Linked DNA regions of Homo sapiens: regions 2 and 3 are each linked to region 1. A link is a loop called in an ENCODE intact Hi-C map of the cell type or tissue named here. Cell type or tissue: PC-9. All regions are shown on one strand. Links, peaks and the distances in the headings refer to the core of each region. The heading gives the core; the rest is flanking DNA.

Region 1 (10,520 bases), core at 3,033-8,032:
GGTTAGGGGAGTAAGAATAGTAGTGTTCATTTTCAGTATCTCTTTACTAATAAAAAGATGGATGGAGAAACACTAAGAATGACAAATTTCAAGCGTAAAATGACATATCACCAAAGCATATATTAATGTACAGCTCCACAAGCAATATTGAGTGACAGTAATGTTTACAAAGTCTTCAAACCTCTTAAAAGCAATCAAAGTTGCTTGTACTTCTTTTGAATGTGTAACTCTTGTTCATTTTCTTCCACTTAAGTTCAAGCTAAATGACGCCAAGTTTGGCTCCAAAAATGATTTAATGACTATGCAGTGTCCCCTTCATTAAAACACATCTAACTATAAGATGCAGCATTACACATATTGCATCTCACCCATCTCCAGGGCAAATGCCTGAAACAGCATGTCATTTCTTAGTTTAGCAGGAAAAATTCATGAGAGAAGCAGGTACACTGCAATGCCACCCCATTCCCCTGGTGTTGATTTCCTTCACCTAGTAACCATTGTAATAAAATCCCCCAACTGTATTTCTGAATATAATTAGTTTAAGATACTCTACAGGGAGGCACGTTATAAGAGTTTAGCATTTAGTACATGTAAGAATAATATCCATTTAGAAAAAGAAACTGTCAAGATTATATTCTCACTGAAAAAAGAAGAAGGTGTTTTGATAGAGGTTTGTTCAGCTCTTCAATGAGAGGATTCAAAACGTCTCCTACTTTTGATAGCACACTTTTCTATTTATTTCTTAAATAAGTGATCTGAAATATTTACAACCAGACAGTACCTAATTTTAGGTTTTAAGTGCTTTAACAGCTCCATGAAATATGATCAGCAGCTGCAATACAGAACTATGGTGAATAAACTCCTTATAAAGAGGGGCCTGTTTTTACAGAATGTCCAGTGTTCTTGCATTTACCTAACAGAAAAAAATGATAATGAGAAAGCATAATACATACTTGCATTCTTAAATTACTTAACACTTAACTAAGTAGTGAAAAAGATTATCACCCCTCTTCTTGAAATCTGTATAAAAACTGTGAGTTTTTGTGGGGCAAAATAAGTTTGATTATTTGAAAGTTAGAATGTGAACTTCCTAACATTCTAACTTTTTATAACAATAGTCATCGTCTTTCTGTCATTCTATCTTTCTAAAAATCCTAAAAAATCTAATTCCAGTGCATAAAATGTTAAAATGAAATATCAAGCCATATAAATATATTTTTAGACACGACATCAGTCATTTAGAGCTTGCAACAGAGACTGAAAACATGAAATTGGATACTCTATTTCCCGTGGCTATGTAAAATTTATTTACACCCCAAAGTACAACATAAATAAAAAGGAAACTCTTAGAAATGGAGTACTTGTTTTTCCTTTTTTTTTTTTAACCCAAAGAGCCTTATTAAAAGAAAAAAATAAATTATAGCAAAATGACAAGTAACTCATCTGCCAGTCACCCGTCAAAAAAGAAACTTCTATGCAATTTTTTTCTCCAGCTTCTAGAAACCCTCTGAAATTCAGCATCTATTTTTCTTAACAATTAATAATTATTATTCCTTTTTATACAATCACTCCTTTTTATACAAATCTTAAGATTTTAAAAATTTTAAAACTTAAGCCTACTACTTAAAAGAAGTGTTAATTGTGAGTACATACATATATGTGAGACGTTTTATTTTGGAAATGAGAAATTCAATTTCAAATATTCAACAAATACTAATAAAAAGAAAACAACTGAGTAAATCTTATTTTAGTTATAATTGTGAACCAACCGGTAGTTACAATGGTCTTTAAATATTGAAACATACTATTTTCAGGAAATTTACAAAGGAAAACAGGCTTTTGAAAACCATATTGATTGTAGACCTTTACTTATTATGAAAGACAAGTACATATCACTAATAATCAGAGAAAGGAGACATTTTCAACAAATCTAATTATGTTGCTTTCAAAGCTGTAGCTGTCAAAGGTTTTAACATTCTTGTACAGTCATTCCTAAATACGGGTTTAACTTTGAATGACTTACAACTTTTAATCAGGTGGAACAAACTATTTTTACGGTTTATAACAATAAATGTGGGTGTAGTTATGTCTGCTTTCGATATTGTTGCCATAAAAATCAGATTCTGGCAGTCTTGCTCCACACAAAACAATCTGTCTCTTGTTACTACTGCTTTTTGTTTCTTGGGATAATGTTATTTTTAAAAATACACAAATGTCTTTGAATGCAGTCTCCTAAAACGCTCCGTATCACGTATCAAATATTTTTTGGGGGGATTCTCTCCCCACCCCCTCTAGTTTTTGGTTCTTCAGGTTTAAGCTTGCCAATAATATTTTAAAAGACAAAAAAAAAAAAAAAGGCACTGATTCTGCTTAAAACCAAACCGTACCCGGGAAAGGAATTCAAGTACAATCCCTTCCCTAAGGTTTTAAAAACAAAAACAACGCAACAAACAAAAAAACCATCGTCAACTTTCAATCCTGTCAGTCACCTACGTGTAAGTGAAACTTCAGAAGCTGCTGATGGGGAGCCCGCGGTTGTTAAACGCTCCTAAGACTCCCACCTAAATCCCGCAGGAGCCCGCACTGAAACTGACAAACACCCGAGGGTTCACAAAGTGGCCACAGATGAGAAGAGGAACAAAATGCCATATTCCAGGAGGTGTATTTCGCTCCAACAATTACGTTGATCCCAGGGTGCCAAGCCAAAAGGGGTAAGGGAGAAAGAAAACTGTTAAGTATGAGCCCTTAATGTGAAACCTAACCTGTTGGTTCTCTTAGGTATCAGATTTTGGAAGTGTCTGTAATGACAGCCAGGAAAGCAAACTAATGGCCAACGGCCCACTGGGTTTGAACACCAGAGTCCTGTTACCTCCTCACAGATCAAGTACACAACACACACACACACACACACACACACACACGAAGTTGCTCCACGTGGAACTGCTCTGGAACCAAAACACACGCCCGGGCGCTATTCTGCACCTTGGCAGAAAGGGCAGAGGGACCTGCACCTTCCTCCCCTGCCCTCAGGTTAAGATTCATGAATGACTCTCTAGGCCCGCTCGGGATGGCGGGGAGAGGCGCAGGAGACGCGGTGAGAGAGGACAGTCTCCACACCACTCTCCCGCACACACTCTCACCCCAGGCGCAAATCCGTTGTCTTCATAGGAAGGAGAAAGAGGGGTGGTGGTGAAGGGAAACACTATCCTCCCAAGCAGGGAAGAGATGACAAAAATTAAATTGCGCTCTCTGCTTTCGCCCCAGCTCTGCCACCGGACTCGGTCCGCAAATTCCCTAATCGCTCCGAGCTGTTCAGAATCTCGCAAACAAAGGGAGAAAACTCTTTCAAGTGCTACCAAACGAAAGTTCGGGTTGCTGTGCGGCGCAGAATAAAACAAGCACACACACGTCTACTTCCAAACCTCGCTTCACCACGCTAAAAATCCGAGCCATTTCAAGTTCCACTGCCTCCCCAGACCCAGCAGGCTTGGAAGGAGAGAAAAACCTGCTCTACCCAGCCAGGTCCCTTCCTTTGGAGAAGTTATAAGCCTTCCATGGCACCCGCTACTCGAGCCAATGAACGCGACTGCTCTGACAAGGCGCCTCTAATTTCACCGACCCTGGCAAACTGCAGGAGACATTCAGTCCACGCCACATAAAAACTATTAAAGTGGGATCGCCGCAGTTGAAAAGCCCGATCAGTGCCTGGAGATTAGAACGCGAGCCTTTAAAGTACACACGCACCCGGCACCGGGAAAGCCCAGGCGCCTGTGACCCTCCGAAGGACTCTGGGTCAGCATCCTCGCGCCTGGACCATCTAGGGGGTCATCAGAAAGTAATACACGTCATAAGAAAGATGTGGGGGAGACCCCGATGCTCGCGCCTCTGCCAGGTGGAGGCGGGGTGCAGGTAGAAGCCGCGCGCTGGACTGCTGGATGAACTCCGTTACGCGCAGGCTCCGCGCCGACCCCGGAAGGGACAGGCAGGCTCGGAAGGGACCCTTGGGGCTTGGGGACGTCTTCTAGGGCAGAGAGCACCGCTGCGGTCCGAGCGGCCCGGGCCCTCAGGCGTGGGGCACCCGGCCTCCAAGCGCCCCCCGGGGACGCAGGCGCCCACGCACCGTCCAGCTGCGCGTCCTCAGTACCCAGCGCTCGGCGTCCCCGGCGGAGCCTCGCGCACTTTCCCGGAAAGTTTGGGGGTTCTCTCAACTCAGGCTCCCCCGGGAGCCCTGGGGCGGGGGTTGGAAGAAGGGGTCACTCACCTCGTCGCCCGGTCCGCCTCGGGTTCCCGAAGTGTCTGTCCCAGCCGCGGTTCAGTGCGTCCGTAATTAAGTATTTATTCTCGTTCCTTCCAGTGTCGAAGTTTCCCCTTCGCGCTGTGCCTCTGGTGAAAACAGGACATCCCCTTCGGCCACCCCACAACAAATAGCGTACACAAGCGGGGGAGAAGCGGGGCGGAGGGAGAAGCCGGCTCCGAGGGGGAGGAGGAAAGGAGAGGAGCCAAAACTCCGGACTGCGACAGGGGGGAAAGGAGAAGAAAAGAAAATGAGAGAGCGCGCCCAGCCGCCGCAGTCGTCACTCCCCGGCTTTTCCCGCAGCTCTTTCCCCCTCTCTAAGGCAGCGACAACTTCACGTGGACAGGATGGAAGTTTTGCGCGGAAGCCGGGAACGGCCGGAGCGTGCGCCGCGCTGCCGGCAGCCTCGCACTTGCGCAGGGAGGTGGGGCGGGGGCGACGTCGCCACCGGCTACTGCGGGCTCGTGAGGCCGCCGGGGGCCTCGGGGGAGGCCGCCAGGGACGCGGGGGGCGGCGGCGCGCGGGGGACCCACTCCGTTTTTATTTGACCTCGGGTGACTGCCTATTGTCATGGTTTGCGATCTCGCGTGGGGACCGCCCAGGGCCTCGGGGCCCTGGATGTCCCGGGTGGCGCCGCCGTAATCTCCGTGCCCTCCGCGCCGCCCCCACCCCGCCCCCACCCGGGCCGACTCGAGCGGCTGCAGCCTCCAGGCTGAGGGGAGGGACCCGCGACCGCGCTCTCCTCCCTGGGCCGGAGAGCCACTGTCGATCCCCACCTGCTTCTGTGGGGCAGCCCCCGGAATTGCCTGGAACTCTCTCGCTACCCAGTTCCCCTGTGCAGGCCACTGCGGGCCCCCTGCCGGACTCCTTTCCACTTACCCCAAGGGAGGAGACAGAAGGGACTTCGCCTACTTGCAACAACGTGAAATAAAAACCAACCCAGACCAGACTGGGGCGCTTTTTCTGACGGGAGGAAATACCCTTTTCCGTGGAGATATATGTTATGAAGGACTAAGCGGTCTGGGGATAGGCTGTGCTGCGAAGGGCCTGGGCCCCTTCCAGTGCTGCTGGGTGCAGGTATAGGCATCCGTCCCAGACGCCCAAAGGTCAGGCAGCAACGACTTACTTCCAAGGCGGCGTCAGAGCTTCTCTAGGCACATTGCTGAAATGACATTTCGTGTCTAAGCCTTCTGCGCATGCACTACGCGACTACATAGGATTTACGATTTTATACCCACACGTGTGTATGCCACAACCAGGGGACACAGCAAAGGTAGACGGAATAAACAATCCATAAATTTTGCATCCATTTAATCACCTCTTCCAAAAACCTATTGTCTATTTTAGCGGCACCTTCTCTGTCATATTGATAATAAATGTTTTAATTTATTGATAAATCACTGAGTGTCAATCATTGTATTGGTCACTTATGGTACATGAGTTCATTTAACTTCCATGACAACTCTACGGTGGTCATTATTAAGCCGGTATAAAAGATGAGGAAACCAAAGCCCAAAGAATCATGAGTGACTTTTCCAAAGACAAATCCAGTGGTCTCTAATCACAAAGCCTATGATACAACAACCTCTACATTACCTTAGGTGTGGTCTAAGAGATTACAGATTAATCCGTAGAAATTACTCCCATTCAAAGAAAGTTTAGTTTTAATATATTCACTAAGTTACGTTCTGAAAAAGGTTCAGAAAAAAGATTTCATCCTCTACTTTAGGTTGGTCTTATGCAACTGATATGAGCACTGTCTAATTCAAAAGCAGTATCAACCCTGAATACTTATGGTTACAATTTATTTTTTAATGAGTGGGGAATTATCTACAATGCTTAAGAGGCTCTAGAAAAGGTGGTGTTGTAAATTTAAAATGATAAAGGCAGTCGTTGCTGCTCTCATCACTTACTGGGTGTTCTTTCCTGCAGATTTATTTTGGAGGGTGTAGGCATTGCCAGGCATAATGTTTCCTTTTCTGGTTCTCAAGGTAGAAAGGGTTCTGGCAGTGGGGTTGGCACAAAGCGGATTTGGAGCATGGTTGAGAGCACATTCTGGCCTAACGAGGAATGCCAGTTAATATACACTGGAGAGAAAAATATGAATGGACAGATTTAATTAATTTTGCAGATTTATTTTCTCCATTTCACATGTGAGAAAACTAAGGGCTCAGAATTTTTAGAAGCTTGCTAATAAATGGCAGACCTGAGTTTCAAGCCAGCCTTTATTTAAGTCCACTCTTAGTCACTGTGATGCTATTATTAGTATTAATGGTATTCAGAAAAATAGTAATTCTTTTAAATATGTAATATATTACAAGCCAAATATGCAATTTAAATGTTTTGTGAATCATAGTGTCTAAGAATGTTCTGTGGCTATAGCAAATATCATGTAAGGATTAAGTACAATGATGAATTTAATACTGTCCTCAAAAGGCAACAACATTTTGAATTTCATTTTGGCATAAAACATTATGTGCTAGTTTCACCTACAAATAAAGGTGGGAGATGTATGATTTGAATAAAATAAAAATTCATACTTTAGCATATTGTTAACATAAATATAGGGTGGGTTTTCTTAGCATGTTTCTTTGTACCCTTCTAAAGTCAGATTTTTCAGTTACACTGACCTTGCTTTCAAGGTCACTTTGCTCCTGCATAGTTTTTTGTACATCTAGATAAGAATACATGTACAGAAATTATTTTTAAAATCCAGGATAATATATTAGTTATTTGACTTCATATTACTACCTTCTAATAGTTGTCTTAAATATACATATATTAACATGGACACCACTAGGTGTCAGATAAAACGTCAATTTTCAGTACACATTTGAAATAAGTTTAACATAGGAAACAGAATTTTAGGGTTATAAAGGCAAAAATGTATTGTTTGCTTAAATGAGGCCTTATTTCCAGCATTTACATTGAATATCACTTTTATAATTATAGCCATATCGCCTATATTATTGACTTAATATGTATCTTTAAATAATCTATTTTTATTAAATAAGTTTATCTGATAAAGGACATTTTTTATAGTCACCATAAATGGAAAACTAATAAAACCCGCCATGAATAGAAGATGATCTTGCAAAGGAACCTATATTGTAGAAATAAAAGTTATTTCTCATGTACCACCTAAAATTATCTCACATACAGTTTGAGAAACATTGGTTTAAAGAATTACATTCCATATGTCCCTCAGGCTCACCAAGAGATATTTTCAAGCCTCCCCTTTTCATAACCGGAACAAAATGTTGTGTCCAATTTACTTTGAGGTATTACTTTTTAAATTCTGTGCTTATTTAATTATTGCTTTTCTTGTCTAAAATATACTTGAAGTCTCTGAAGTTGAGGCGTCTTTTTAAAATTCATGTATTATTTATTGTTTTACTTACTATCTTATTTGTGGTAAAATGCAAACAATTCATAAATGCACAATTAAAAAGCAAATCACTTTCCTGAAATATTGTACCGGTTACTCATTACCCTTCCCTAGCATCTATTAGCCCAGTAGTGCAATACAGTACAGACAATGAAGAAGAGAGGGAAAGTAGAACAGTGGGAGAAACGCAAAGGGCCTAGAAAGACACATGGGGGAAATTGAAGTCAGAGACCTGCTGCCAGATTCTTGAAGTGATTCAAAAACACCAGTGGGCCCTGCATGACATGAGTCAGGCTCTCAGAATATTTGTACATGTTCAACTCAGTCTGAAAAGGGATGTGTTTTGGGAGGAGTGGGGAGATAAAAAATATAAGACTTTATAGGGTAAATCAGTGGAAATATAAGATTCACTTATTAGCAATTCCCTTAACCAACTCCTCTGGAATGGGATGCCTCTGCAGTTACCATTTACTATTTGTTTATTTTTCAAACGTGCATGGCACTGTCTTGGCATTAGATTTTGTATAAGTCAAATTAAACAAAGCGCTCTAGGAGCTCATAATCCAAAACATAATTTTTGTTTTAATTTCATTTAAAAGCAACCTTAAGGGAAAAACCAGGCCCTCACTTTAGTAAGAACAGATTTTAGGCTAAAAAATGCTATAAGACACTACATTTATTGAAAAAGAATGCAGAGAACTGGATGCTTGTAGAAATAATCCCAAAGTAAATCTCTTGAGCAACTTTTGGTATATCTATGAACTCTAGCTGGAAATATACACAATTTTTCAAAAATACAATAATTCAGTTGTTTCTTAGTAAATTCTAAGCCAAACTATTTGAGCTTTGGAAGTATGGAGTTTTAAAGACCAACCTTAATGTGAACAAGGTTGAACAGTCTTTTAATCTACCTCTCTGCTGATGACAGACCACAGGAATAAATGAAGATAAAATATGATTGCCCAAGAATCTAGAGTCCTATGCTGCCGGTTTTCTAAAATCTATAAATAAACACACTTTCTGAGTAATTTTGTGCAGACAGATCAAGCTTAAAAAGGTTTCTACTAGTTTGTGAAAGTGAAGAAATCAAATCTTCAGGGGACCTGCTAAATTTCCTCATTCTTGGCAGGGCCTCTGAAAGAAAGGAAATGCACATTTTCTGGGAGACAGCTTCATTATATTTACTTTTAGATTTTCTCTTGAAAATTCTCTCCAGTTGAATCATTTTAGTAGCATATTAGGCAACTCTACTCCTTCTTCCATGCTTACACTCAGCCCTCAGATGTTTATAAACAGATATCATGCTCACTTTTAAGTCATGTTAGCCACGTTAAACAAATAGAAGGCCTTTTAATCTTGTGGCAGTTCAGTCTTTACAAACCCATAATCATTCTTATTGCTTGTCTCTGAACTATTTCCAATTTCCTAGATGTTCATTTTTGTTAGAGGTATCCCACATTGAATGCATTGTTCCAGGTGTGGTCTCATTAACATATTAGAATGAGTCCGAATTTATTTTCTTCGGTTGCATTATATTTTTGCCTCACTTTGAATTCCTACCAACATATGCTATTTTCATATTCTAACAACTTACATGTAATTTCTTTTTCTATTTTCACTTCACACAATATTTTTCTTGGCATACTAATCAATCTCCCAAGTACTTTGAATGAACATTTTAAAATATTAATAATAGTCAAAATATGAACAATATTACTTTCTTGTTCCTTTGAATTCATTAGCATATAGTCACCTGATTCCTTTATTCCACTTTCTCAAAAAAAGTGACCAGCCCTCAGTGCATCCACTTTGTGACTCTTCTTAATCCTAGAAATATTACTTCTGCTCCTATTCCTTTACTGAGACTGCTGTCTTTAAGCTATCATCAATGGTCTCCTATTAGTCATTCCTGAATCTTCAGCCTCTTTTATGTCCAGGAAGCATTTGGTATTATTGACAGCAGTCTTCTGTTAACTGGCTGATCAGTTTTTTTGAGAAAGTGGTGGAATAAAGGAATCAGGTGAACAGGAAAAGTCATTTTAAGGTGTGTTGGGGCTGCTGAGAATATATGCTTAAAATAGAAAACCATTGAAGAAATTGTTTCCAAGTGTACTATTAAATGTGGTGGAAAGAAGACACATTGAAAAGCTTTCATTATACTTTTCATTGATATTATAATATCCTTATTCAGAAATATTCAGTACAAGTAGATCGTTGCAATTTATCAGTGTTCCTAACTTGGACTCAGCCTCCTGAGTAGCTGGGATTACAGGCACATGCCACCACACCTGTTTTTTTGTTTTTTTCTTTTTTTTTTTTTTGCTGAGGCAGGGTTCCACTATGCTGCCCAGGCTGGTCTCAAACTGCTGCTCTCAATCAATCCTCCCATCTTGGCCTCCCAAAGTGCTGGGATTACAGGCATGAGCCAATGCCCTTATCCTCTTTTTTCTTAATGACACTCAAAAATGGACCTAGATGCAGGTTCTTTTCTCTTTCTTCACAATGCTCTCTCCTTTGATTCATCCTATAATCTCTTCTTTCACCTCTAAATAGGTGACTTAAGAACATGAATGTCCTTCCCAGAATCCTGGTTATCTTTACCAAAGGGTCAAGGTAGCATCTCAAGCTGAACATACTCCCCATCCTCTCCACCTGTCTTAGTCCATTTTCTGTTGCTTATAAAAGTATACTTGAAACTCGGTAATTTATAAAGTAATTTATTTATTACAAGGGCTGAGAAATACAAAATCAAGGGCCAGCATCTGGTGAGGACCTTCTTGCTGGTCCTTCTTTAAGAAAAATAAAATAGTTGCTTAAGTGAAGGATGTCTAAATACTC
Region 2 (10,520 bases), core at 3,612-8,611, 100 kb before region 1:
CCACTCTGTGCCTTGGTTTTATCATCTCTAAAATAGGCATAACAACAGTTATCTATGCATAAAGTTAAAGTGAGTAAATAAAATAATCCATGAAAAATGCTGGCAACAGTGTTTGGCATAGAATAATGCATAATAGGGGTTAGCAATAATTGTTACTAGACACTGTGTTAAATCTGGGCAATCCTCTTGCCCTTTTCCGTATTTCCTATTAAGTACAGCTACAAAACAAAAGGGGAGGACACAGGGAGGCATGAATAATCACCATTTTAAATGTACATTACCACTGTAAATCTCCATTTTAAGTGTATAATTAACACATTTTAAATCTCAGAAGTCAGAAAAAGAAGAGTTAAATGCAGTTATATATTTTGAAAAAAAAATTTAAAAAGGATAATTACCCTTCCTCAAGAACCTAATAAAGTAAAATACATGTTTTACATAGTAGTAAAGAGAAATGGAAAAGCATATGAAAGCAAACACAATGAAACTGTGGGGAAATGCATGGTTTGGAATACACAGCACAATCAGAAGTCCATGTGAATTTAGATATGAAAAGGATATCATGAAATGTGGAACAAAGTTGCACGGGAGAATGTTACACAAAAATGAAGTATTTTGCTCTCCCTTGATCTCAGGCATCTGGTCTTCTCCAAAGCCCTCCCCATGACAGAATTGCCATGTTCTTTTTTGACCGTTGAAATAACACAACGCAATTATCTGATAAACTCTCTCTCCAGAAACCTGGAGCTCCACAGAGCAGGGACTGGATCTTCATCTTTACAATGTCAGTATTACCAAAGATTTTTAAAATGTAATTTGGTCACACATCATCCTTAAAACAATGCTTCCATTTCCATAAAATGCAGAATTGCAGAAACAGAAAGCTGGTCTGCATCATATGGAAAGTTCACACTCTGGGTGCCTTACGGTGTGTGGTTAAGACTCAAAGCCTACAGCCAGGCAACAGGACATGAAATCCTCATTCTGCTACTCACCAGGTAAGCCACCTGGGGCAAATTATTGCCCGAGAACAGGAAAATGAGCATACCTGCCAGATGAAAGTGATAGGAAGACAGAAGGAAATAAATTACGAGGAGGACTTAGTATGAAGTGACACAGGAGGCACTCAATAAATATTAGCAGTTATTTTGTAGAAATAGTAGTAATTAAGGAACTGCACAAATAAAAGACTTGTAGAATGTTCTAAGACTATAATTTTGAGATCCCAAGGTTGCTAATGATAAGATTTTTAAAGATAATAAACTTTCTGAGAAAAATGAATTTGGATTGGTATTAATTCTATCTGGACATTGCAGAACATGCTTAAGAAGGTTTGTTCATCAGAATACGACTTCGTCTGACTACTAGTCTTTCAAGCCTGTGAAACTGTACATTCTAAGTCCACGTCAAGAAAGATTATGTAATTATCCCTTGGGGAAAAAAAACTGAATGACTATATCAAATTTTAGCCCCAAATCTGACCAAAATTAAATTTATTTAGATCTAGAATTTAAAAGAAGGAAAGCAAACTTTAATACTTCTGGAACATACAGATGACATAACTCAAAAAGACTAACGTATAAACCAATCACTTCAATCATATCAAGCAGTCATTTATTTCTCCAAAAGTAGTTTTCCTTCAGGATCCCTAAGCCTGACACAGCCCACAGATGGCATATAGGGAGGGCATTTGACTGAGAAAGGAGTGAGCAAGTCAAGTGTCTATCGCCTCCTGGAGTGTAGACTTTCATGATCTTTAATTGCTAGTCTGCCCACGATCAAGTCTTCCACTCCAAGTAACCAGCATTCAAATAACTCTGAACTAGAAATACTCAGTTTCTCTAAAAGATGTCCTTACCTTCTCTTAAGCACTGCATAGCAGTGTGCAGAAGAAAATAGGAAAATATGCCTCAAAATGTATTATAAGAGACTTTTCCTTTAAAATTAAGGGAGAATCTAATGAATAGACTATTTTTATTACTTTACCCCTTTCTAAAAAATCAGTTTTCTTATAGTTGACTAAGTTAACAGACAGATTAACAATTTAATTATCATTACTCTCAATTTTAATTTTTAAGATACAACCAAAGTATTATTTTAAAGGTGCATTCTGTCACTTTATTACTGAAACAGGTGATGAAATAGTAATGCTGTTGAATGTACTCTCTAAATATGCTGTTTTCTGGTTTATTTACAAAGAAAAGGTGAATGAGATTGATAATCAGCAAAATTTATATTTCTTTGGAAATTAAAGGTTGAGGATGCAGGTCTTAGATTTACATTTTTAATTTAAAATATTTTAGTAAATCTTGTTTGTGTACATATGTCTATGCAAAGATATATACATCATACTTACTACGCATACTCCTCATAAAAGTATGGAAAATTCTAGTTTGTTAAGACAGATTAGCCAAATGTAACTCTTCAGAAATGACAAACTCAATATCTCATCATATCTGCAACTTTCCCTCCACATAACAGCTGCAGTATTTAATTAGCAAACTATATGAAAAGAGCATATTTAATAATTTTTCTTTCATAGCATAGTTTTACACAGTATTTTTTTTCTTTTAAATTTCTTAATTCCAGTGATTCATTTCAAAAGGCTAGATAAGATCATGGGTCCCATACATACACAAAGTTAGGAAAACAGCATGTTGAAAGTTAACAATTTTACCTTATTACAGACATCTCAAGGAGTATCTAGTCCTTTCTCAGAAATAAGAAATAATAAGACTGTTCCTTTCTAAAATGGAAGGCATCTATTTAACCCTATTAAGTAGAGAGAAGAAAATCTCAAGGCATTAATGGCATTTCTAGAAGATAAGCTAATAAGTTTCTCAGTTCTGATGATATTGATATATGGAGTAATTATTATATAAACACATAATTTCATACCATTCACATTGTTATAAACAACTGAAGATGGAATGAGTAAATGAAAAGATGCAACTTTGGTATGATTAAAAGAATATGTATCAAAATCCATAATTTGGGTTATGTATACTATATGCAAATTTGGATGCAATGTTATATTGAAATGTTTCATAAATATAATCTCTAAATGCATAATGTATAAAATATATATAATATTAACATCAAAATAATCATTTCAAATGCCAGCTCATTTAAAAATACCAACTTTGTCTAAGGGTAGTTTTCTGCCTTAATTGGTTTATTACCTACAATGGATCAGTTCCAAGTATAAATGGACCATATCAAATATATCGTAAAGCTGACCTGAAGTTTTGACCAACCAGATAAGATTAAAATAAATAACAAGTTATTATGGTGACAAGCAAAAGCAAAATTCTCATAACAGTGAAATTTAGTTTTGGACTCTTAAATTCGTAAAATTTTATTTTTCAAATATCAAGAGACACCAGAAATATTTTCAAAAGGAAAGGGGCATAGATATCTCTTGTCACATATATTTGAAATAACAGGGTCCTACATCTAGTTCACCTATTTTAAATGTAGAAATGGAAGATGTGAGATAAGTCAGACAAGTCATGTAGACAAAGGCTTGGGTCTCCCGATCTCTTCCAGTCCAATGCGACTTGGCATATAACCGTGCCTTGCATTTATCCAGTGTTTAAAACATGTCCAGCCTTTCTCCTATAAATGCTCTGGGTTGCTGTCTCCATCTTCACTCATACTGAATGAACACTCTCCTGTTCTCGCTTCTCAAGAGTAAGAGGTTGCTTTTAAATCAGATATGACAAACATCACCAAAGTAATGATTTCCTCAATAATGAATACAATTTATTGATAAATGGCTATCAAATTAGAAGATTTGCAGAGCAGTATTTTTCTGATAAACAAATAAAACTTTGTATATATCATAAGAGTCCATATATATTTGACCTTCCATCCTATCACTGAAACATATTTATAAACACTTATGTGGACTTTTACATATGTAAATATGTGTAAATATTTATGAAAAACATAGTCCTCCTTTAACCCATATCTCACTCTTCCTTTTCTATTTTGAAACAGGAACCACTATCTCAAACAGGAAAATGAATATGTAAACACTTTGTAAATAGTAATGTGGTGTGTTATTTGTTATTATTAGTCTTTGTTAAGCTTATCAAGGTAAGGACGCCGAAAAACAGTCTACCAGAGTGTGTATGGAGAGGGTCAAGGGTGGTGGGGTGGGTGGGGGGGGTGGTGGCGGGGGTGCTGGTGGTGGTGGTGGTATTGTTGAGCTAGGGGGAGGCTATCTGCTAGGGAACTCGGGAAGCACCGAGGAATGAAAAACAACAACAGTGATCCAGGATAGCAGGTGAAGCTGAGTTCAAGCATCAGATCAAGGTCTGTGCCAAGCCAAAGTGGAGCAAGAGAAAGCATTGAGCTCAAGGATGGCACAGGGTGGGGACAGAGTAAAAGTGTGAACAAATGAGTAAGAAATAAATCAACAATCAATCTAAAGTAAAAGAAAGGTCACAGGGTCATCCTGGTAAATACAGTTGAGGAGTCACATGCAAGAATTATATCTTTTCATATGTACAATTTTGTTCTGATAGATTTCTTCACAACCAAGCTTTTGTTAGGTTGATCTCAGGTCATTCTTTTCTGTAAAGAAACCCACCCCTCCATTTCCCCAGGATATCTGCATACATTCTAGAACTGTCCATATAACATTTGAAAGAAATGGTTGCCACCTTCTGAGCCATGTATAAATTAAATAACTCCAATAGCCATTGATCTGTAAATGTTCATGGTTATGGCAACTGTTCACGTCTCTATAAATTAGAAAATAAATTAAGCAAAAATTAATTGTACAAAAATCATGAAGGTCAATATGCCTAATATAGATAATGGTGTTCAAAATGCAGAACTATTAGTAAATACCTAGGAATCAAATCTGTACCATATTTTTAAAATATTGCATCAAAATATAAAGAAATTTTCACTTTTAAAATAAATCAGTGCTTTTTAATTTCTATCAATCCTAGTTGTTGATTTAGGTTATGCTAAATAAAGATTTCAGAAATCTCAAATCCTCTTTGTCAATACCTGTTAATCCTAGCCAGGCCCAGATATAAAAATGCTAAATAATTATTGTATGAATGATAAATTCATGTGCCTTAAGCTAAGTTCAGTTAAGCCCAGAGAAATATAAAGAATTATATATATATATATATATATATATATATATGGCAGTGTGTACCTTAAACTGGATGGCAGCAATATACCATGTTATCAGGTAATCCTGGTAATGAATGACCAAAGCTCAGAGCTCACTATAAAACAGGCTTTCCTGTCCCTTGCTACACCTTCCGATCTGAATCTGTGCTTCCTTCCCTTGGATGGACCCAGAAAATTGTCCTGAAATTCAGCCCACTTGGCTGGACTCTGAATATGTGCCCAGGCTTTGGGAAGCCCTTCTGGGTACTGGACCCTCCCTTTCCAGTCCCCAGAAGGGCTTCCCAAAGCCTGGACACATCCTTGAATCTAACAATGAATTGTAGCCAGTAGGTACCAGATCCAAAATGCTTCCATGGCACCAGCCACCTGACTCCACCCTGCTACCGAAGAAACCCAAAGAAGCTGGTACCAATCTAGACTGGTCTCAATTTCAACTCACTGTCTGTAATTTTATGATCTTGATTTGGGGCTCTGCCTTAGGGTCCATAAGTTACCCTTAAGCCCTGATGATTCCAAGTTAGTGCTTTCATGTCAGTCAGCCTCTTTAGAGGCCCAGCATGTTTCAAATGACTTGTCAAGATATTTATGAGACAATTCAGCAGCATTAGACCAAATCCTGTCATAAAATTCATCCTGAATTTGACCATGAGAAGACATGATACAAAAGTAAATAGTTTGAAAAAATGTATTCAGTCACTTGGGGAGACTGCTGAAAATCAAATTTCAAAGATGCTATCCATTCCACACTAACTATTTCACTTGTTGAATGGTAAGTTTTTTTTTCCCCTTAAGTGGTAGTTGGCTTAAAGCCACCGTCCCCATTAGCTCCATAGTTGGTGAGAAACAGTGGAGATTGTTTGTCCTGCTTATCTAGAAATCCTGCCCTCCACTAGCTATTCATTTGTGAGTCAATGTTTTTTTTTTAATGCAACTATTGCAAAAGTCCTTTGTTTCAACATTAGAAAAGAATTTTCTAAATTCTGTTCAATGTTACACCTTTAAACTAGAATTTATTAGGCTATTCTTATTTGGAAGTCCATAAAGCTAAATCCAGCTGGAATTTAAAATTTAATGTTATAGTGGATTTCATAAAGGGCTCCACTGTTAATGTTTTATCCACATCTCTCAGAATAGTTCACAGATTATTTTCATCTGTTTTGTTCATGCTTTATTCCTGCGTACCTACAAAGTGTTTGGAACATGGTAGGTATCCACTAAATGTCAGTGGAATGGATAAATGATTTGATGGACAGGTGAATGAATTTAACCTATATGGTAATTTAAATTTTAAAGGTAAGTGGAAAAGCCAGGATTTATTCTCATGCCACATTTTGATCAAAGCAACTATTCTTTCTACTTTAACCTGTGAACTATTCCCTCAGGTAGCCTAGGCAACTGTTTGCTGTGTTTACTCAGTTCCTCAATTTGCAGAATCTTCCTTGGATGGTTGGAAGATCTTCTCTTAAAATGCATGTTCTGGGTCTTCAAACCCAGGGTTCATGTCCAGGGTCTATGCCATAGCAAGTATAAACATAGAAGCTAGACCTTAGCATTTTCTAAGTTTTGCGCTCCATGATAAATAACTTCTATTTAAAATCCAGTCCATTAGCAAGCCGTGTTGGCTAAATCTTCAGAATACATCCATACTTTAACTGCTCCTTCCCACCCCTTCTAATTTCAGGCTGCTCAGTGGCACAGGCTGAGCAGCCTGGATATGATTCCTTTCTTCACACAGCAGCCAGAGGGACTCTTTCGAAAAGTTAGATCAGCAGTCCACTCTTCTGATCTTATCCTCCAGTGGCTTTCCATATGACTCACAGCAAAAGGCAAGGTCTTTATTGGCCCACAGGGCTTGATATCAAAAACTTCACCACTCCCTCTGACCTCAGCTTCGAGTCCCTCTCCTCACTTTCCCTCCTCTGCCGCCTCTTGGCTTCTTTTCTGTTCTCAAGCACAGTTCTGCCTTGGGGCCAGTGCACATCCTTCCCTGGAATGCTCACTTCCCAGATACACATACACTTCCTTTTCTCATGTCTATGAAGTCTCTGTATAAACACCACCTTATCAATGGGGCTCACCTACCCTAATTTAATTCTCTCTCACCTCCTTTTCAGCTGCGTCTTTCTTGTAGCACTTATCATCATCTGACATGCCATATATTTTGTTCATTTATTTATTATTTTTTGACTCCAAACAAATGTAAGCACTACTTTATGTAGATGTGAAAAGAGGCAAAGGCAGCAGAAGAACCATTCTTGCATTCAGAGGGATAGTCCAAAATCAATTTGGCAAAGAACAGGACACAGGATTATACCATCCGTTGCTTCACTTTTAAATGGTTTTTCTGTGTCTATACCTACAGTCCCTCTAGTACACAGAAAAAGCATGGAATGACTTTTGCCCATGTTTTAACACATTAAGCCTATATATAGTCTTAACATTAGAGACAATTTCGTTTTAACCCCTGTAATGGATATGATTACTTCTGATAGTGTGACGTAACTTCCCCTTCTCTTTTAAGTCTTTTCACCACTTATATTAGTACTAACCTCTACCCCTACTGGTTGCTAAATTCTATCAAGCCCAGGAGCACTCTTCCAAACCTACTTGTTGTTTTTAGCAACTACTTTATGCACCTCTGTAATCCATCCTTGGCCACCGTCCCTGATGATTTGACATCATGTTACTAAGCATTTCTGCCTTGTAAGCACAGTCCTTCGCTGCCTCAAAGTCAGCGTCCTCCCAGTTTTTATCCACTTTGGCTACCTATAAACACCTACCTGGACTTGTCCTAACTTGTTATTAATCAACCAAGAGTTCAACCAAGTTAGAACTCTTAATAGTCCCTCTCTAAATACAATGTTTTCTCTTCTTATCACCTCAAAAATCACAATTCTATTGAGCATTCTGCCCTGACCACTTACCACAGGCCCTTTCTGGCTGTCGTGTTTCATTAGGCAGCCAAGAATCCATGGTCATCCTTTCAGAGCCTAATTTTTCCAATAAGCAAGTATAACTTATTCCCCCCATTTCTCTTGCATATTTCCTTCTCCTCTCCAGGGACAACCTCTGCTTTACAGACACATGTTATCATATTTCCCCAATTCTAAAAACAAACAAATTTAATATTCTTCCACTAATGGCTCTGTACTACCTCTATCCATACAGTCTGACCTAACTGCAACCATTACACACTTGCTGGTCTTTAAAGGCAAACAGTGAACCTCACACTGGTATTCATAGCAACTGCTTAGGTACTTTGAATATACAGCTCCACTCATTCTACCAGCTCTTTGAGCTTGGTATTTGAACTTGTCTCCTTCAGAGATGCTAACCAAATGGGCCTGGGGTCTATCTTGATGCACTTTATTACCTTGTCCTGCTTCAGTTCCTTTTCCCAACTACTTAGCTAGTTCCCTATACAGGCTATCCAAACTCTCACCAAACAATGATTTCATCAATAATAACTTATGTAGAGACATATGACAAGTTTGTGGCCAGGTCTCCTGATACACAGCACATGCTTTCCTTACCTGACCCTGCACCCCGAGCACTGATTTCAGCACCTAATAAGGTTTACTGATAACGATAAAAATGAAGTGACAATCAATTTACAAAAGAGCCAAGTGATGCCCAGAGACACCACCTTCTTTACAGGATAAACCTGATTCTTAAGGGTTTATATTTTTAGTACATAATCCATCTGCCCATTTCTGAGAAGACAAAAAAAAAAAAGAAGCAATTGGTGATAATTTTCTGAATTGTATTATGTGTATGTGCATCCATGTAATATTGTTTAGTTTTAGCAAGAACTAAAATTGTTACCTCTTCTGTAGTCATCATGCTGTAGTTAAACACTAAGCACCACCAACTGGGGCTGCCATGATGTTTCCTTAGAAATTATTTTAAATTATTTGTGACAGTGGGTAAAAGTACAACACATCCAAAGTGTTGTAGCAGGATTCATGGTTTTATATCATTTTTCTGTGACTATAGATTTAATAGAGGCTGAATGATTATGATATCTAACTCCTAGAGGTAAAAATAAAAGGCTTAATTTGTATGAATTGTTATCACTATAAATAAGTAGAAAACTTCCTGACAGAGCCATCCTGGAATATAAATACACATTCAAGTGAAGTGACATAAACCATCTAGTTACCTCTCATTGAAGAACTATAGTAAAATACACATAGTACAAAAAGTAATTATTTCATTCACTACATGTAAGGCACAAACAGATTTTAAGTTTAAAATGAGTACAAACTATCTACATCAAATGCCAATTGATGTAGTGACCTTTTTTTCTATTTACTCATTAAATTGAGTGACCTTTTTTTCTATTTACTCATTAAAAATTTTCAATGTTTCTAAAATGGGTATCTATTACTTGCGGTAGAAATATTTTGGTAATTTTTAAGCTAATGACTAGATGGTAAGCCCACAAAGTAAGCTCTAAAGTAAGTTTTTAGCTTTTTCTAACTCCTACAAAGAATGAATGTTCTTTTTACAATAAAAAGTTGGAGAGAGAGAGTAGATGGCAGGCTGGGTAGTTACTTGCTTCACCCTATGCATCTGGCCGAAAACAGAGTTTCTGGTCCTTGGCTAACTACAGCTGTTGGGTAAATCTTTCACCAACTCAGAAAGTCACCCCAACATCTAAAACCCCAATCTGCGAAATTCTCCAGGTTCTGAATACATGCTGTGCTGACATCGGCAGCGTAAATGTGTGTGGTCTGAGTCTCAGTTTGTGGATATCTGAACAAATTCTGGAAAAGGAATAGCTTATATAATATTTTTATATAGCATAGTTTCCTAGAGAATAAACAGCATAGAAAAGTGTTTTTTACAACGTTGCAATTAAAAAGAGTTTATTATTTGTCTTGAAACTGCTTTAAGTGAGAGCAATTAGAGATGTGTATCAAATTAGTGCTACTTTGTGCAAAATTAATGTACTACAGTACTTTCTGAAGGTCTGTTTTTCCATTTAAGCTGTGTTTAACTACCCAATATATACAAATGACACATTTCCATTTTGATTGCAAAACCCATGATGTCTAATACCAAATCTTGGATCTTTCTTCCCAAACTTGCCCACTTTCAGACTTCTGACCTCTGTGTCTGACACCAACATTCTTCCATTTATACAAATAAAAAACCAGCGAGTCATGCATTAAATCCCTCTCTGTCTTATTCCCCTATTAACAATATAATATGAAGTCCAGTCATTTTTTACCACCTAAAATTTATTCATTTCTCATATCTTGTGCTTCTCTCTCTCATCCTAGCATCCTGGTATGAAGCTATCACATTTTCTGCTATCAGGTCTACCGCATAGCCTCCTCACTGGTGTTCCACAGCCA
Region 3 (10,520 bases), core at 2,958-7,957, 110 kb after region 1:
AAAGGAACCTTCTCTTTAAGTGAGCTTGAAAGGCAAAATGACTGGGAAAATTCAGAAGGGACAAAGTTACAAAATCAGCTTCAGAAGAGAGACTCCTAATCCAATTGATTATGCCTCAGAGAGTCTGTGAGTTCCTTTTCCAGAGCTGAGCAATTCTTGTCTGCTCAGCTTTAAATAACTGTAAAATTCAAACTGATGGAACCATTCCAACCTGTGGACAGCGTGATTAATTCAGAGAACTTTGGCATGGTAACAAAGTCAAGTGTTTCTCACTGTGAGAAATTTTCAACTTATTTCATGGATGAGACCAAACAGATTTGGAAGTACTTTGCTTCTATGGGAATAGCATTAGAGAGGGAATAGCAATAACATGGTAAGAAAGAAGGCTGGAAAAGAACTGTCTCTGCTGGTGGTTTCTCATAGAGTTTCACTGAGAGCTTTGAAAAGGTTTGAGGAATTGTAGACAACAGGTGGGGAGTAAACCCTTGAAGTTTGTTATACTGCAGATAGGTGACTGATTAGTCAAGCACCAGTGTTGACCCAGTCATTCACTACACACTGAGCATTTATGATATGCAAGGTGGTGCTAGGGATGCAGAGTGCAGTGAGAAAGACACAAGATTTCTGGTCTGAGAGAGTGTTTTTCAAGGTATGATTTTAGGACCATCTACAGCCTTATGTGTATGTCAATAACCTTGCCATCACCCAAGTTATTAAATAAGAATTTCTAAGGGGCCGGGAGCAGTGGCTCATGCCTGTAATTCTAGCACTTTGGGGGCCTGCGGCAGGTGGATCACTTGAGACTAGGAGTTTGAGACCAGCCTGACCAACACGGTGAAACCCCGTCTTTATTAAAAACACAAAAATTAGCTAGGCATGGTGGCAGGCGCTTGTAATCCCAGCTACTCAGGAGGCTGATGCAGGAGAATTGCTTAAACCCAGGAGGCGGAGGTTGCAGTGAGCCGATATCACACCACCGCACACCAGCCTGGGCGACAGAGTGAGACTCCATCTCAAAAAAAAAAAAAAAAAAGAATTTCTGAAGATGTGACCTGGGAATACGTAGCGTAGTTTAACCTCTTACTAGCAATTGTTATGGGTCCTAAGTGTGAGACCCACTACCTGAGCTTCCATTCAATGTAAAAATAAGACAATAAACAAGCTATTGTGCTATATGGCATAATTTGATTTCTGTAATGAGAGAGTTAGAAACTGCTATACAGGTTTAAAGAAGAGGGAAATTATGTCTGAAAAAAAGAGTCTGAAAATATCTAAGAGAGAAGGAGTGTTTGAGATAAATTTCCATGGGATTATGGAGGATTTCTATGGTTGGCATTTAGAAAAGTCATGCTCCAGATGAAAAGAATACATGAAGAAAAGCAGAGTGTGTTTGTGAAACATTGATTTTTTTTTTTCTTTTTGAGACAGGGTCTTGCTCTGTTGCCCAGGCTGGAGTGCAGTGGTACAATCACAGCTCACTGCAGGCTTGACCTATGTGATTCCCCCTGCCTCAGCCTCTAGAGTAGCTGGGACTACAGGCATGTGCCACTGGGTTTAAGTTGGAAATTGGTTAAACTCCCTAATTGGTTGATTAGACATTCCATAAATGAGATGGTAAGCCCTACTTTCTTAGGGCTTTACATATTTCATAACTCTCTCTCTAAAAATGTGACATCAAATCCTAATATCTGCCCAATTTTATTTGAACCCTGTCATTTTTGTCCATCAAAATGATGCCTCTTGTCCAAATCTTAGATACTATAATTTGTGGCATTCAAACAAAGACTGAGTCAATCTAAGCCAACTGTGAATTTTTCTCTGCGTTACAAGCTGGCTTCCAAAATACAATTATATTCAGAGTCAGAACACTAATAATATTTGTCAGAGTATTAAAGAGCCACAATACAGAGATAACTACCATCCCTCTGTAGTCAAAATCAATCAGATAGAAATTCATTATATATGCAGTATAAATAGAAAATGGATATATAACAGTCATGTTATCTCTAATATTAAAATTTTAGCATAAAATGTCCTTTTATGTCTTCCTATATGTTATGAACACAGAGATTCAACAACTAAAATGAATGTAGAATATTGCTTTTGAAAGACACAAGTAATTCTTTACTTCTTGGCAAAAATAAATCATCAGAGAGATGACTTCAGATGAAGTCTGTGGCTGTACGATGTGTTCTTTCATTGCTTATCACGAAGAACCTGTTTTCAATTGTTCTGCCTAACAATTTTTTGGTAATTACATAATGATTTAGTCCATTTAGTAATTTATTATATGAGCAAGAGAAGAGAAATAAAGCATAAAACGATAAAAAGTATTCAAACTATCCAAACAAACTTAGAAGTTAAATACTACTGAGAAGCAGTAGATGTTTCCATAACTCACATAATAGCCACACATTACAATGTATTTGAAACACTTGCAGAAAACAGGGATCTGCAGTTTATATTGAAGCAGTAGGATCACTACTGTGATTTAATACGAAATTTATTCTGTACCCATTTTATAATAAATATCTTGTTTTTAAGGATATAAAAATGCATGTGTTTAAAATAGTATAGTGAATATATTTTCAGACAAATATGTTTATTACTTTTATCAGAGATAACTTATGATTCAATACTAATGCTAAATGAAACAGTGAGTAAAGAGAACTGCAAAATAGAAACATGCAAAGAAACAGTCTTTCAAACATAAAACTGATGTTAATAATAGCTAATATTTACTATAACTGTCATAGAATATATAGTTATTTTTAATAGGAAGTGATTTTTAAAAAGTGTCCATTAACATTTCATTTTATAAGACAAGACAGGTCATTAAAGTGGTATAATTTGCCCAAATTCACATCAGGAGATAACGAAAACTTTGATAATATATTCATTCAACTAATATTTCCTAAGTGTCTACTATACGATAAAAGTCAGAATAGTGTTATTTTTTGCTGACAGCAATGGCTGGGAGGAGGCTTGAGTGATGCTTATGGATACAGGTAATATTCCATGTCCCAGTCTAGGTAGAAGTTACACAAGTCTATTTTACTTCATTAAAGGAAATCTTGGAACAGTTCCCTTAATATTTGAGTACTTTACTGTATGTGATATTTCATTTACAGAGCTTACAAAAATAAAATGAAGGAACATTCTATAAGACAACTAACCTGGAGTTTTTAAAAAGGCAACATTAAAAAAAACACATGCAAAAAAGCACAACCCACAAAGACCAACCAAATGCAATTAATGCATCTTGACTAGATTGCGGATTAGGGGAAAAATAACTATAAAAACCTATTGGGCTCAAGTGGGGATATATGAATATGAAAGAAATCATAGATTATATCACAAAATTATTGCTAATTTTCTTAGGTGTGATTATTATTGTATGGTTCTTAGGAAATGCTGTATGTTGTATGGTACTTAGTGATAAAGTGTCAGGATGTCTGCCACTTATTTTTAAATGGTCCAGAAAAAACTGTATGGGTATGTCTGTTTGTGTGAGAGAGAGTTCAAGAGTATGTGTAAGAAGAATATGTGAATGTGATTTTGCACGCAAGTGTGAGCGTGTGAGTGTGTGTGGTAATGTGTGAGTGTGTGAGCATGACCCTGTGTGTGAACATGGATGAGAACGTGTGAGTGTGTTGAGTGTGTATGTGAGTGTGCCTGAGAGAACAAACTACAGCAGAGACAAAATTTGAACAAGTGTTAAATTCAGGTGTAGAGTACCTTCTACTTTTCTTTCAATATTTTTGTATTTAAAAAAAAGTTTCCAAATAAAAGGGGGACTTTAAAAGAAAACTAAGGCAGAAAAAGTAAAAAAAAAAAAAAAAAAAATGATCACTTGACCCAAATCTCAGGCCTTGAGCTTCCCGCTGAACTGCTCTGAGGCCCGAGGTGAAACTGAGAGCTGCGGAAGAATGTGGAAATAATGGGCCCAAGCCGCCGGATGAGTTATATTCTTCACACACAGGGCTCCTGAACACTCACCGTCCTCAATTTTATTTTTATATGGCACACATTTAGAAAATTTAGGAGCGTCCTGGAAAGTTGTAACAGCTGGTCTGCGAGTGTTGGGCCCCGGGGCTGGGGCTGGTTGAATGTCTGAGGAATTCGGAGGCCTCTGAGAGAAGCATGTTTCAGAGAAAGGCCCTAAACTGCCTGGGAGCCCACAGTGTGAGAAACAAGCCACTGGACGGGCCCTGACAGATGTTATGAAAGGGTGGTGTTAAGTGCCTTTTTCAGGATATTAAACCAGCATCCTAACTGGCAAAAAATGAATTGTCACTGACATTATGTCGGCCCAGCAGAGACCCTCTCTGCTACTTTCTGTGATCTGGGAACCATTATACACAGGCGATCGATAATGCTCCTGGGCTGGAATCTAAATAATGATTTCTAATAAAACCTACTTTAGACTGTTCGGGCCAGAGGATAGAGACAAGTCACAAAACATAATTGTCCTTACAGCCGCCCTCCCTCCCTTTCTCTCTTTTTTAAAGACCTGAATAATAGAAGAGAGATCTGGCGATAACACATTTAAAAAAAAAAAAAAAAAGCCTTTTGGTCCTGGCCAATCTGCTTAGCTAATGGCTGTAAACCGACACCCCTAATGAAATAAAAATGTCTCAGTTCAAGTGCATAGCTGCACAATTGTTAACAACACTGAACTCTGGCTACAATCCTGGTGATGGGTACTAAGTAACACACTGACAATTTCCCATGGCTTCCTCCCTGGCCCCTGCCTGTTGAAAAGCAAATAAAAGAATCCTGCCCAAAATTCAGGGACAGTAGCATCAGGGGTTTTGGTCAGTGAAACAGCAGGCTTTATCATTTTTATCTCTTTTCTCTGCTTGTGCAAGCGGACTGATTATTTTTCATTTCAAATCCCAAGGCCCATGGCTGATCATTGGCAAGGAGTGTTCTGTCTTGCCCGGTGCTTTTTTTAAAAGGCGCAGATGAGTTAGAGACACAGAGAAGTGTACATCCTTCAGCCTTTCCCGGCCCCTCCTTCTGCCCTTGGCCTCCTAGTGTTGCCCAGCTCCTCTGAGCCCTGTCCAAATGTGCTAAGACTGGAGGGCTGTGGTTAAAATGGGTTCCCCTGGCTCTCCTGCACAGCTTGCAGTTGTCTGATTTCAATCAGTGGCAGTTCCCTCCACATGTCCAACCATCAATCTTCCAGCGCCCCTGGATGAGTGAGGCACAACACGGGGCATGTTCCAGTTAAAAAATAGCCTTTGCCACAGCTTTCCCTCCTCAGCCACCGATAAGTATGCCTTTGATATTTTTATTAAAAAAGAAAGAAAACCCATTGGGGAATATGTTTCATTTCTTAGAGCCCAGACCAAAGCCCCCGAAGTTGAAGAGGATTGAGGTCTGTTGAGAGCGAAAACAGAGAAGAGGGCTGAGTTCTACCTTTGAAATTCCAGAGTTTTGCCAGGTAGAAAAGGCCCACTCTCCAAAAAACAGAATCTTTGCAGTCTCTTAAAGGATTTCCCATGATATTGATGGGCCTCAGCATTTTTCCACAAGCAGCAAACCAACATCACAATCTGCTGCCTCTAACCAGGAATGTGCAACATGATTTTGAAGGACATAAAATTTGGAAATAAATTGTGGTCCCCACGGTTTTAGCTTTTCTTCTTCATATGCACTGATGGATTTTATAGCACCTCAGATAGACTCACTCTGTCTCCTGTGTCATTGCACACCCAGTGGCAGGAAGGCAGAGAGGGTGGTGGTTGGGAGCATGTGGGAGGTGGGGACGTGTCTCTCCAAAGCAGGGCTCTCCTGGCTGGGCTCCTGGAGATGCCTGCCCACTTAGTCACTCCAGGAGACTGCACAGTAAACATTCTGTAGCCAGGTTCTGGTGCCTGTTTTAAAACAGGCTGTTCCAATTCACTTATGCTCAAGGGGCCCACCTACCTTCCTGGCAGAGTTACCAGAGAACTCTCTGGAGGTGCAGGGATGTAGACACTACAATCTCTGCACCTTTTGTTAATCTTTAAAGCTAAGGAGAGTCTGGCCTGGGTGAAGTTTATTCCAATCAGATTTTTAAATGAGGTCACTTGTCCATTGCTGGGAGGGACTTTTAAGTTATCAAGTCTTGTACCTGGCAACCTAAAAAAGGAACTTAAAGTTAAAAAGGGCCTATCTGCATCCCACCCCATCATGCCTGATATTCTTTGGGAGCTGCAAAGTCATCTGCTGTCCTTCTGGTGTATAAGGCCTTTTACTAGTGGCTCCAGTGCCAAAAACCTATAAAGGAACGTTGGGGAGCTAAGGAGGGAGTGTTTCTAAGTGGTATGGTGTGGTAATTTGGGATGAACAAATCTGTGGGTCAGGGAGGCAATTCTATTTTGGAAAACCTTAGAATTAGAAATAACAGAAAAGAACCTGGAATTTGAAGAAGCTGCCAGAACTTGTTCTAGGCATCTGGTACTGTGTATGCTTGGGATAAGGTTTCAGGAACATGGCTACCCTTCTGCCATGTATGGGTCCACAGACAATATTTGCAGAAGGTGGCATCCCCAAGATCTGAAGAAATGACTCATGTTAGAATGGGGGAAAGCGAGTCCTATCAGTTCCAAAAGGGGCATGAAGGAAGCAACATTTTCAGCAAGTACAGTTTTCATGGACAGACTGAATCCTGTGGCTTCCCCTAGTTGCTAGCTTGCCAGATTTTACAAAATTTTACTAGCTCTTAAATTTTAAGCTGTTGAATTGTATTATATTTTATTATTTATTTTATTTTATTTCATTCTGAGACAGGGTCTCACTCTGTCACCCAGGCTGGAGTGCCTTGATGCAATCATAGCTCACTGCAGCCTTGACCTCGTAGGCTCTAGTGATGCTCCCACTTCAGCCTCCAGAGTAGCTGGGACTACAGGCATGCACCACCATGCCTGGTTAATTTGTGTATTTTTATTTTCACAGAGATGGGGTCTCCCTATATTGCCCAGGCTGGTCTCGAACTTCTGAGCTCAGGCAATCTGCCCACTTCAGCCTCCCAAAGTGCTGAGATTACAGGCATGAGCCACTGCACCCAGCCTAAATTGCTGAAAGAATGAATGAACACAATTGTTGTTTGTGTTGATATTGATGATTGTGATGCCTGTGGTTTATGACATAACAACTAGACTAGAATAAAAAATGATTCATTCACTCAACAGATATTTTTGGAGAGGCTACCATGTGTTAAACACAGGTCTTAGAGGCAGAGATACAATAGAGAAGATATAGCACTGGCACTTCATGTAGTTTACATGCTAGAGGAGGAGACATACAAGTAACTAAATGGAAAAGGAAAACATACTTTGTTAGATACCGACTGATAAATACTACTACAGGTGGTTAGGGATGGCCCTTCTGAAAAGAGTTATTTGAATAGAGAACTGAATGATGAGAAGGAATAAGCCATAGAAGCACCTTGGAGAAGAATGTTCCATGCAGAGAAACCAGCCTGCATGAACACCCATGATAGGATGACCAGCTATTCAGTTTACCTGGGACTGAGAAGGTTGCCAGGACACAGGATTTTAAATGCTAAAAGCAGGAAAGTTCTGGGCAAACTAGGAGGAGTTGGTGCGTGGCTGCACATGCCAAATGAAAGGCCGTGAGAGAGGATGGGTAGGAGAGGTAGGTAGGGTGAGGTCCTGTGGGTCCCTGGAGACCATGGCCTGGAGTTATTTTATTCTGAGTTTGATGAGCGGCTGTTGTACGATATCTGTGGGTTTCAGGCACTTATTCTTGAAAAGGTTTCTACTGCATAAATGCAGTGACACTTGAATAATTTATTTTTCAATGTGAATGGATATGGGGTTAGATTAGTAAGGTTCTCATGTGTGCTTTCAATTCTGTGGAATTTTGGGAATGTGAAAAATATAACAAACTTACAGTTAGAATGGCCAGTTTTGTAGTTTGCTGAAGTTGCTACACATGTTCCAGTGAAAGAATGGGAGCAAATGGCAGGGAGATGGCCTTGATGTAAAGATGTTAATATTGCAGGCCTTCATTTATCAGTGGATCAAAGGAGAGAAGATTCATTTTCTTGGAAATTGAATTTATTTTGGGGAAAAGTTGGGTAAGGTTGCATCCCATTGCAGAGACTTTATCTGTGTAAGTTTGATAATGAGGGGGATTGTGTTGTAAATTTTGTAGGGTGGCAGGAAACATCAGGCATTTATCTTGGCATTGAGTTTCTTGGGCTATGTGGTAATCTGTATTCATTGTATAACTCTTTCTGGTGAACTGGGCAGAAGTAGAGCAGAACATAAATCCAGATGGAAAACAGAATGGAAGGTAACAATTGGAGACACTGTATAGTGTTACTATTGAAGAATATTCTTATCCTGTATTGACCCCTAGCAGAAGCTTCTGGAGGCAACATCAAACAGGCCTTCATAAAAGGCCGTGGGAGACTGAACTGATCGGCTCATTGTTCCCATGTGGCTACATAGTGGCCAAAGACTAGCAGAACAGCCTCACAATGGTGCTGACAGGATGTCTCTGACACTCTGCTAAGCTTGTTTCTCAAGGGGACAGCCCATCTCTAGTGTGAGTCATTAATCCATGTTCCCATCATCTCTTAAATGAATGCAAGAACATTCTCCTAATTGGCCTCCCAAGTTCTATTCTTGCTCTCCTGAAATCTGTTCTCAGCAAAACCATCAGAGTGATCTTTTAAAAGCAAATACATTCATATTTTGCACCCTGCTTTAAAATCTCCCAATAGCTTCCCATTATTCCCATTATAGTAAGAATAAAATCCAAACTCCTTTGCACGGACTGCAGAGCCCTCCCTCATCTGGCCCCTGCCTTCCACTCCAGGCTCATCTCCTAGTGCTCTCCCCTTCCTCAGCCCTCTCCACCCACGCTGGAATTGCCGCTCATCACAAAACAATCTATGCTTGTTCTGTATTGAGGCCTCCACACTTGGTAGTCCCATTCGCTGGAACATTCTTCCCACATCTTTAGTGGAGTTACTCCTTCATATAGTTTAGGTATCTACCTAAATGTCATTTCCTTAGAGAGACCCTTTCTGTCTCCAATATCTAAAAGAGCCACTGTTGTGCTTTCACTTTCTGTCAACTTGGCCTGCTTTATTTTCTTCACAGCACTCACCACTCAGCAGCCACCTGTTTCTTTTATTCCACCAGAATGGTAGGAAATCCAGGACCAATCTCACCAGCTCTGGCCACCACCTCCTCTTCCTCCTTCTTTTTTTTAATCTTGAGAATGTTTATTCTTTTGCTACATGGCAGTCAAGCCCAGGGTTGCTGTCCTTGTCTAGGAAATGATCTCTTGGTCACTCGCTCTCCTCTTCTTCTCTGGTGTTGATGGCTGCGCTTTGAATCGATCTCTTATTATGTTGCAGTGGTAAGATCTGAGGCTTGGGTTTGGTCTTTAGAATTAAAGTAGATAAAGATCGCATCTGACATGCTTTGGTTTTGGTGACTTGGGCCTGTTTATAATAAAAAGAAAAGGAATCCTGTGCTTTATCCTTCTTAACTCATTGAAGTTCTGCATTAGACAATTATTAGACTAGCTAATAATAAAAAGCTTTAATTCTTGCTTTTACCAGTCATTTTCTTATACATGTATGTCTCCCAGGTCCCAGGAAGGAGTTTTTGGTCTGGCAGGTGATTCAGACATTCCTGGGTTCCCTGCTCAACACAATATTAACATCATATCTTCAGAATACTCCACTCTATCATTCTCAATATTTAGTCTCACCAGAAGTACTTGAACTACTATTAATGGCATTAAAAGACTGTCTTTAAAAAAAAAATCCAGAGCAAAGGAAAAGCTCTAGTTATTTTAAAATACATTTGAGGCAGTGCATTATCATTTTCATCTTGCTTGCACCTTGTCCTTTCAGTGTTGAAATGACCAATGACATACTGATAATTAAAAGACAAACATCTTCACCATAAAACAGGGCAAAAAGTTAAATTTTCTGTTTTTATGTTGAAAGTTTACACTAAATAAACTAGGGAACGTTTAGCATATATTTCCATGTGAAAACTCCCTTTTCCTAAATTACATTAATGTGTTTAGATACGAGGTAATTACAGTTAATGAGGAACACTTTGCATATTGCTTTAAATCGTTTTTCAGTTTTTGCATTCGCTTACCATGGAAGCTGTGTTTGTACTGGGTTCAAGACTAATTGCTAGGGTTGAAAGCAGTAGGTATGAATTTTTCCTGTCTGGTAACTGAGTGCATGATTTTGTTCTTGAAAATCTTTTTCTCGATTTGGCTCGATGGACTTTGAATCCTTTGTATTTGAAATTCACTCTCCATTGAGTATAAATATAGTTTCTTTAGTCTCTTGCATGTTCTCTGCTTACTTATTCTTCTTCCCAGTCCGCCTCAGGATGATTAGAGAGAGAGAAAAAGAGAAAAAGTGTGTGTTTGGTGGGCGGGACTGAGAGAGGGGCTGGCAAATTTTATAGTTGTTTCCTTCCCAGCTCTTCCTCTGTAACACCTTCTAGCTCCTTGATTTCTTG

The links. A loop is a pair of places that touch in the nucleus more often than their neighbours do. Peaks named below come from ENCODE experiments on the same cell type or tissue, not always from the same donor. Only the 100,000 strongest peaks of a DNase experiment are listed, where the experiment ranks them.
Region 2: a loop joins it to region 1, with 16 times the contacts of the local background. A loop is called at or near these places in 3 of 110 quality-filtered maps.
Region 3: a loop joins it to region 1, with 3 times the contacts of the local background. A loop is called at or near these places in 8 of 110 quality-filtered maps.

The regions. Positions count from the first base shown.
Region 1 is chr6:133,235,491-133,246,010 of GRCh38, reverse strand. It overlaps EYA4 (EYA transcriptional coactivator and phosphatase 4), which reads right to left and starts at 4,654. Exons shown (of 20, transcript NM_004100.5): 1 at 4,262-4,654. It overlaps LOC124901231 (serine/arginine repetitive matrix protein 1-like), which reads left to right. Exons shown (of 3, transcript XM_047419612.1): 2 at 3,600-3,792; 3 at 4,355-5,691. The coding sequence ends at 5,225. RefSeq lists enhancers at 2,524-3,416, 3,417-4,311. In PC-9, for the core only: a CTCF peak has its summit at 5,135 (motif pointing left); no DNase peak of the experiment used is centred there; H3K4me3 peaks cover 3,126 bases; H3K27ac peaks cover 500 bases; H3K27me3 peaks cover 2,421 bases.
Region 2 is chr6:133,337,222-133,347,741 of GRCh38, reverse strand. All of the region lies in intron 2 of EYA4 (EYA transcriptional coactivator and phosphatase 4), which reads right to left. Among named protein-coding and RNA genes, the nearest start is that of EYA4, 100 kb to the right of the region's middle. In PC-9, for the core only: no CTCF peak of the experiment used is centred there; a DNase peak (open chromatin) is centred at 5,971; H3K27ac peaks cover 532 bases.
Region 3 is chr6:133,126,372-133,136,891 of GRCh38, reverse strand. No RefSeq gene overlaps it. Among named protein-coding and RNA genes, the nearest start is that of LINC00326, 44 kb to the right of the region's middle. In PC-9, for the core only: a CTCF peak has its summit at 5,694; a DNase peak (open chromatin) is centred at 5,811.